Linked DNA regions of Mus musculus: region 2 is linked to region 1. Evidence: chromatin contacts called from ENCODE Hi-C or POLR2A ChIA-PET data. All regions are on one chromosome and are shown on one strand. The core of a region is the stretch at or near the end of the contact, and the rest is flanking DNA. Distances in the headings are between cores, read along the strand shown. Region 1 holds the start of Oat (ornithine aminotransferase). Region 2 holds the start of Lhpp (phospholysine phosphohistidine inorganic pyrophosphate phosphatase).

Region 1 (4,345 bases), core at 981-3,480:
GTTGGTGGCGTTAGACTCAACAATCCCTGCCATGTGGGCTCTGACTCTTCTTCATGTTGAGTTTTTAGATTGTGCAAATGCAATCAGAGCAGCTCTGTTTCTCGGAGGGAAAAGGCTACTCCAAGGTGCAGGTTGTTCTTTCTTGGCTACAATTAGTGATGGGAAAAAAAAAAAGCAACCAAGTAGGAGGGAAACCATAAATTTTTATCATGCTCTTTGTACCCAGTGCCATTCTCTGATAAGTGAGAAGTGATAAAACTCAGACATTCCCAGAGGTTTCTTGCTTATGAAATCCTTTTCATCAAAGAGCACCCTACCTGCGAGTTCAAAAGGATTGCCACATGTTTTGATGTTACCCTTAGTTCTCCTGATGAGCTCAGCTGCTCCTGCTTGCCAAGGCATAACAAGATGGCCCTGGCTTTACCCATTTGTCCTGGCTTACAGAGCAGAATCACAAAGAAGCAGTTCCTTTCTGACCCCAGGGGAGGAAGGGTCAAACCCCCAAGAGGTTGATCATACTGAAGTAGGTGGTATGAAAGGAATAAAAATGAAAAAGATAAAGTTATCCACTCATAATAATGAGCCTTAGAGGGTAATTAATGGTCATTATAGTAATGAAGTAATGATCTGGGCAAATGACCTTAGCCAAGGATAGGATGAGCCCAGTAGGCTTGCTCAGTGCTCCTGAGGATATTGGATTCACTGCTCTATCTCTGAGCCCACACTACTTTCTTGCCCCTACTGACCAGGTCAACTAAGACATTCCCTGCTATGGCTGTTGAATGTCTTCTATTTGTCTCTCTACCTGGGTCTTCTTTTGTTTGTCTTTACATGTGTCTGGTGTGTTTGTGTACCAGTGTTTGCATGAGTGTGGGTACACAAGGTCTGGTGTCTTCCATGATTGATTCCTACGTATTTAAATATATTTAATTGAGCCTGGGTTTCTCACTTGAACCCAGAGCTCTAGGAATTGTCCTGTCTCTACCTCCCTGAACGCTGGGATTTCAGATGGGTCTCGATGCCCACTCAGCGTTTATGTAGGCTCTGGGGACCTGAACTCTGGTCTCTTTATGCTTGCCCAACAATCACTTTACCTACTGAACCATTTCCTCTGCTCTTTCCCATCCCACTTTCTTTTCCTCCTCTTTCTGATCTTGCTCTGTGTCTAGGGAGGCTAGTTTGTGGGGATTGTCTTTTCTCTTGTTTTCTCAAGTCAGGGTTTCTCTCTGTACCTCTGGCTGCCCTGGAACTCTCTCTGTAGACCAGGCTGGCCTAGAACTCATAGAGATCCACCTGCCTCTGCCTCCTGAGTCCTGGGATTAAAGGTGTGCACCACCACCACTACTACCACCAGTCTTAACAGACTCCTTAGGCTCCTGGCTCCCTCCAAGTAGTCTTTCCTCAAACTCCTCTCTCTTTGGGGTTCTAGAAACCCCACATCTAGCCCTGGATACGTGGACTGACAGTGGCTCTCCCTGGTGTGCCAGTCCCTCCATCCTTGTGCTTTCTTATTCACACACATTCTTTCCAAACTGGAGTGTGAAATCTTTCTGCCTGACCCTGAAGTGTAAGGTAGTGAATCACTGGCCCTCTGTGGTCTACAGCTTTTGGTACAGGATTGGATAACTCTTCTATTCTCTTCATATTTTCTGATTTATAACGAGCGTTATAGACAAAAATGATACCTAAGCACCTTCTGATTGTGTTTATCCTGCAATATCCTTTTCCGGTTTGAGTTTTAACCATGGTAGTGGAGGGAGTGCAGGCAAGTCTATACTGCGTAGCTGTCATTTCCAACCACTTATAACAACAGTTAATAACATCCGGGCGGCGTTTTACAGCTGCAGAGATGATACTAGAAGCATCAGTAATCTGTTTTGTCATTTTGGTACGTGAGGGTTCAAGGTCATGTGGTTTCAGCATTTAAGATATGATGTTGCTCCCAACAGGCTCTTTCAGGAAAGGTTTTGGAAGGTCCCTGGGCTAGAGAAACGCAGTGAGAGGCCACCATTCCTTCGGGCCTCCGTTCCCCTTCGGGTAAAAGAAAGCGAACTGCTCCAAGTTCAGTGCAGAGCTCAAGCGCCACAGGCACAAAAGCAGACTGCGCACTTGGGGAAGGCAGCAGAACTTGGCGCCCGGAGGCTCAAGGCCGGGTGGGTGGGGCGAGAGTGAGCCTCTTGTGATTGGTGTGCGGCCCTCCGCCTTAACCAATGAACTGAGAGAACGGGCGGGGGCGGGACAGACACGTCGTCTTAAACGACCTGACGCGCCGGGCAGCCACATCGCGCTTCGTGGCTGAAGTACAGTCAGTGTCGCTTAGCGGACGCTGTCAGGTACGACGTACGCGCCGGGGCTGGGCCAGAGCGACTAGGGCCCACTCGGTGTTCTGGAGTCTCCGCCGGGGCAACACTGGAATCTCCGGGTCTAGGGCGCCACGCAGGCCCGGGGTGGGGCGGGCTCGGCGTGAGGACGGGCGGGGCACGGCTTGGGCTCACTGTCCCCGGGGGACTCGGCTAAGGGGACTGGGGCCTTGGAGGTCTCGACTTTGAAAAGGCGGCGTTGAGGGCGCGGGGCACCACGAGCAGCTTGGCGGGGGGTGGGTGGGGGGTGGGGGTGGGAAGAGGAGGGAAGGACCCGATCCCTGGGGACAGAACTGCGAACTTGTGGTCGCGTCACCGGGAGGGGGCGCTGATGCGGACCAAGTCCGAGCTCCTTGGGCAGCTTTTACGTCTCGTGGCAGATCATACCCATCCCTCCCCAATCCCCACTTCTCTTCAGTCCTAAACCAAATAAGAGGATTGAGGAAGTGACGTGCACTCTGTGATGAGATGGTGGCTAAGGATTGGCCCACAGGGCTCTCTGCACGAAGAGCCCCCTCCTTAGGCCTTTGACAAGCTATGTTGAACCTCAGTAAATTCCAGTCTAATTGTGGGGAGCTCTTGCTGCCAGCAAATCTTGCCTCAGGCCTACAGCAATGCCCGGGAGTACATTTACCTTGTAGATGTGTCAAGATATATTAAGGGAGGAGTGGTTTTGGAATGAAGTGGCTTTGCTACTTGAATAACCTCTGATTTCTCCACCCTAAATTTTCTTGATCAAACTTGTTAGTGTCTGTAGGTAAATTAATTTTATGTAACTTGTAACTGTACTTTAAATTGTATGTGTGTGATCAGGAATGAATGCGCCATCCGAGGCCAGAGGGATTCGATACCCCTGGAGCAGTTCTTGATAGTTGTGCCATGTAATGTGGGTGTTAGGAACCAAACTCTGGTCTTCTGCAAGCATAGTAGGTGATCTTAACTGCTGAGCCATCTTTCCAGCCCCTAAAACTTTAATTAGTACATATTTTAAAAGGTATTTTTTCCTGTCTCATCTATTTACCTTCCGGTCTACTTTTACTATGGTTATATGGATATGTATTTTATGCTCTTTGCAGAGTTCTTGAGGATGAGCCAAACTGTATACCTGTATACTTTTTTTTTTTTTTAGATTTATTTATTTATTATACGTAAGTACACTGTAGCTGTCTTCAGACACTCCAGAAGAGGGCATCAGATTTCATTATGGATGGTTGTGAGCCCCCATGTGGTTGCTGGGATTTGAACTCAGGACCTTCAGAAGAGCAGTCGGTGCTCTTAACCACCGAGCCTTCTCCCCAGCCCCCAAACTGTATACTTTTAAAAATAGTAATGAATGGGTAGTGATGTGGAGGTGTGTGGAGGGTGCGGTGTAGTTGGTTCAATCCTTTCCCAGTAGTGTTACTTTAGTTGTTTGCCAGTGACGCACTTGAGGTGAATTTTAGCCAGAATATTGGTTACATAAAACAAAGCTTATGTTGACAGACCTTCCAAAAAAAAGAAAAAAAAATTAAGGGCTGCATTTGTGAATGGTTACCTCAGAAAAGTAAATATTTAACAAGCGCCAAACCAAATTTACTTCTCAAGCTGAAGATTTTCAATGGCTTTTGGATGACTTTACCCTGCTGTTTCTTTTAGAGCAATTTAAGGAAAGGTTATTTAATAAGGCAGACTAAACAAATTCTTCCAAATGCAGCCCTTAATGGAGACTGTACTGTGGAGATATTCCTGTGAGCTAATGGGGAAGGGAATAATGGTGGCCTGAAATTAAACATAGGTGTTCAACATGCTCGGCCTGTCGTTAGTTCTTATGTTTGGGCTCTTATATCTGCTAAATATAAATAGCAGATAGATAATAAATAGGAATAATCTATATATCTATCTATCAATCATCTTTGGTTTCTCGAGACAGGGTTCCTCTGGGTAGCTCTGGCTGTCCCAGACTCACTTTGTAGACCAAACTGGCATCAACTCTGAACCCTTGATGA
Region 2 (4,246 bases), core at 427-2,926, 34 kb before region 1:
TGTGTGTGTGTGTGTGTGTGTGTGTGCGTGTGTGTAGATACACATGTATGACACCGGTAATCTCAATTGGCAGCTCGATGAGAGCTAGCATCATCCAGAAGACAAGCATCTGGGCCTGTCTGTGGGTGGACTCTCTTCAGCTGTTAATTAAAGTGGGAAGTCACTTCCTACAGGTGGCACTATCCCGGGGCTTATATGCTTTGGCACTATCTTCACGTATACTCATCTATGGTGAGTGACTCAGTTTATTCATTTGAGCACAAACTATGGTCTACCTTCCTTCCAATGAGATCCTCATAACGTCCTGGCTGCTTACATCGTCCAGTGTCTGTCCCGCTACACTCTAAGAGGGGCCTCCACAGAATTAACTGCTCATATCCAAGGCTCAGTGAAACAAAGCCAGCCTTAAGTTCTGGAGTTAGTGGAGACAATGTAGAAGCCAGAAAGACATGTAAACTGGACTTTCACCCACCCAGAAGGTCTAGGTGTTTCCTAGGACTAGCTGTCCCATACCAGTCCCTTTCACTGTGCTACAAAACATAGTCTGTGTCCTTGTTACACCATCAGTGCCACCCCTCTTGCTCAAGTGTTCTCTCTCTCCACAACCATACGCGCGCGCGCACGCACACACACGCACACACACACACACACAAACAGATAAGTAGGGGAGGGCCTCTCGGGATCAAAGGACTTACTTAACTGCAAATAAGTAAATAGTGCTAGTTAGGTCAGGGTACCCCAGAGAGTGATATTGAGAGAATAATGCTAAACAATGAGCAGCCTCCAACTGCTCATCCACATTACACAAAGCTATCTGCGGACCAAAGACAAATAGCCCAGGTTTAATGCCAATTGTGGTCTCTGACAGCATTCTGCATTGGCAAGGTGTAATGAGCCAGACCCCTTGTCCTCCTCAAATCAAAACCAATACAAGAGAATTAGATGGCTAGCCATGTATATGATTTAAAGTTTTCTAAGAGAAACAGGTGGATCATTTGAATAGTTTACTTAGCCTAGTATATTAAAAATAGTCACTTAAACGTGTAAGCAACATCAAGAAATATTTTAAAGTAACTTTTCCATTTATTTACTTTTAAGATGGAGGACATGCATGGAGGGCAGAGAGAGGCAACTTACGGTAGCCACCGTTCTTATTCTACCATGTGGGTCCCAAGAATTGAACTCAGGTGTCACACACAACTGGCAATGAGTGTCTTTACCCATGGAGCCATCTCCCCGGCCTAACAGGTTGCAATATTAATGAGATAGTCTACACTTTTTGAATCTGTATTTTACTTGCAAGTTAACCAACTGCTTCCAAAACACAGCTTCAACCCATAAATGCCTAGGACCAACCCAACCTTCCCCCGACAAGGTTCCTAGCCAGCCTGAGGGGTGGAGCTAGCACTCGAGAAGGCGGAGCTAGCGCGAACGCCCCGCCCCCGGTAGTTGACACAGCCGGGAACCCCCTGCATTGAGCTCACTAACCTCGCCACTGCCTCCACAGAGCCTGCGATAGCGGTTGCACCGCTTGCGCTGCTATCACATAGCACCCCGGAGATGTCAAGCAGCACTCCCCGCACGCCCGTCAGCCGCTCAGCCCATGCGGCCATCGTGTCCAGCTATAAATCCGAACTCGGCGTCGCCGCTGCTTTTATCCCGCAGCCACGCCTCCCGCGCGGGGTTGCCTGGGAAATGTAATCCGCGGCGGGCGGGCCGGGAGCAAACTGGGAACCACGTGGACCAGCCTGACGCTTGACTATCAGGAAAAGCAGTGAACGCATCCTGCGGAAGGAGTTCAAACCCCTAAGAGTCAGGACATGACAACTTGAAATGAAAAGTGAAACAGTCCAGGAGGGATGGCTCTCACCTGTAATCCCCAGCAGGGCTGAGAGTGTGAAGCCAAGATGCCACAAGGGGGTAAAGGTGTTTGGCACAAAACTTAACTTTAATTCTATTCCCAGGACCCATACAATAGCAGGAGAAAACCTATTCCTGACATTGTCCCCAGATCTCCCCACGAGTGCATGCACACACACGTATACTAATTAAATAAATGAAATTTTAAGTGTTGGAGACATCCTAGCCTCAGTAGTGAGGTTCTGTCTCAAAAATGGAAGAGAGAGGGAGAGATCTTGCAGGCGGTTAGATGGCACCATCCAATTCCTTGGAAACACACTAAAGGAACGTGTGCAAACAGAATGACTGCGGTGTAAATAAATGATAATGCCAAGACAAGCTGAAGAAAATTAATGTAGAGGATACAGGTTGCATATCAGAGATGCTGAAAGAAATGTGCTGAAAGAAAGATCAGCCAGGGGAGGTGGCAGAAGCAGCTGAAGCTCTCAGAGTTTGAGGTCAGCCTGTTGCGAGTTCCAGGACAGCATGGACTACACAGAGAAATCCTGTCTCAAAAAAAACAAAAAAACAAAACAAAACAAAAAGAGGGGAAGGGGATTGGAGAGAGAAGGGGGAGGGAGGGGGAAGACAGGGGGGAGAGGGACAGAAAGGGAGAAGGAGAGAGAGAGAGAGACTCCCGCTAACTACCTTGGAAAACTCTTCTGTTCTAACATTATATGAAAAACACAAATTCAAAAGTTATATGCAGACAACAGCCTTGCAAAAATAAAGAGCATGGTAATATGAGTAGAAAAAAACACCAAATTTTATGTGTCTCGGGAGGCCAGAAGAGGGTGTTGATCCCTGAAACAAGAATTATATATAGACCCTGATGATTAATGATGTGGGTGCTGGGACTGAACTCTGGTCCATCTGAAAGACCATCCAGTGCTCTTAACCACTGAGCCACCTCTCCAGCACCCAGAATGTTAGAACTTTAACGCATTTCAACAAAGTGTGCATTATTCTTTTGATGAGCTTACCAGAGGAGCTGCTCGCAAGAGAAATAAAAGGTATAATGTCTACCCTGAGTGGGTTTACTGTGCTAGAGATCAATATTATACAGAGAGACTGAAGAAGCTGCTCTAACTTGAGAAAGTTTGCTTACATCGGGCAAGAAAGAGCTTACAGATTTGGGGGTTAGGAAGTGAAGGCTGGAGAATCAGGCTGGAGTCCTGCATAACCAGGAGTTATGTGTCTATAAATCCAATAATCACTGAAGGAAAACCCCAGACTCAAATAGTAATGCAAAGGCAGAAGGTTTATTCTGCGGAAATTACCAGCATGCAGGGGCCAACCGTTCGTCAAAATGGTTTGCAGACCCCTTTTATGCAGGTCTAAGGGAATTTTCCAGAAAGATTAGGTAATCTCCAATATGATTGGTAGGGGCAAAACAGTGACATTAGTACAATTTTGATTGGTTGCTAAGTTAGTTTCATTATAATTGCTGAAACCTTGAGGAATTTTGTCAACCAGCTCAGTTCTGGCCTTGTTATCTCCTCCAGCTGGGTATCCCAGGAGCTGACTCAGCTCCAGACTTTACCTCCCTAAGTCACAGCCATCATTGGCTAAAGGCCCATTGTCAATGGCTCCTTCTGGGAAGCCCAGCATGCTTCCTGGGGAAGTGAAAATTTTTTATTGCCAAGGTTTCTGGACCTCCCATTAGAGATGCTCTGCTCCTTTGGCAGTTCTCTTCCACTGCCTGTTGGTAAGATGCTAGTATCCCATTAGAACAGCCTCTGCCTCCAATGAAGCACAAGAAACAAATTATTTCAACACTGCCTTCCTGTGTCTGCCACTTCACCTTCAGCATCTAACTGGACAGCACCCAGTTTAATCTTCATGGGAATCTGGGTCTTTCCAGACTTCTAGGTTGGAGCTGGGTCAGACTGAAGAATTTGGCAGAAGTCTCTGCCCCTTGCAGTGGGCGCGTGTGGTACAAATTGGCCCAAGATGTGATCTTTGCCTTCAGCTCTCAAGATGGTCTGAGGATAAGACAACATATAACACAGTTGAGCTAATGTATGCCAAGTGACAATGAGTGACAGAGATACAGCCAAGAGGAGGGACACTGGGCTGTGGGTGGCCTCGGTGGCTCATACGCAGACAGGCAGTCTGAAGTGGAACTTGAAAGAATGTCTGACTTTAGACTTTATGCCCTGGTGGATAAAGGGTAGGTACCTATGCCAGTGATGAGTACATTTGTGTGATTTTTGTCCTCTCAACAAGCTCTGTCTGGAACCTGGACAACTCACTGTCACTCTCTAGGTAGACATAAAAACATGCAGAAAGGCCTGATATCCAGAACCTGCAAACACATTAGTGTAGTGAGAATTCTGGAATTTTA

What was found. A loop is a pair of places that touch in the nucleus more often than their neighbours do. ChIA-PET counts read pairs that join two places held with the same protein, here RNA polymerase II (POLR2A).
Region 2: a map of left cerebral cortex shows a loop between it and region 1 (5-fold over the local background). The contact joins the promoter of Lhpp here to the promoter of Oat in region 1. A Hi-C loop is called at or near these places in 4 of 37 maps with a recorded cell type or tissue (Patski, gastrocnemius, heart and 1 more). POLR2A ChIA-PET finds 5 or more read pairs at or near these places in 4 of 5 experiments (Patski and embryonic stem cell).

What each region holds. Positions count from the first base shown.
Region 1 is chr7:132,574,283-132,578,627 of GRCm38, reverse strand. Oat (ornithine aminotransferase) reads left to right here and starts at 2,230. Exons shown (of 10, transcript NM_016978.2): 1 at 2,230-2,333.
Region 2 is chr7:132,608,073-132,612,318 of GRCm38, reverse strand. It overlaps Lhpp (phospholysine phosphohistidine inorganic pyrophosphate phosphatase), which reads right to left and starts at 1,676. Exons shown (of 7, transcript NM_029609.1): 1 at 1,489-1,676. The coding sequence starts at 1,613.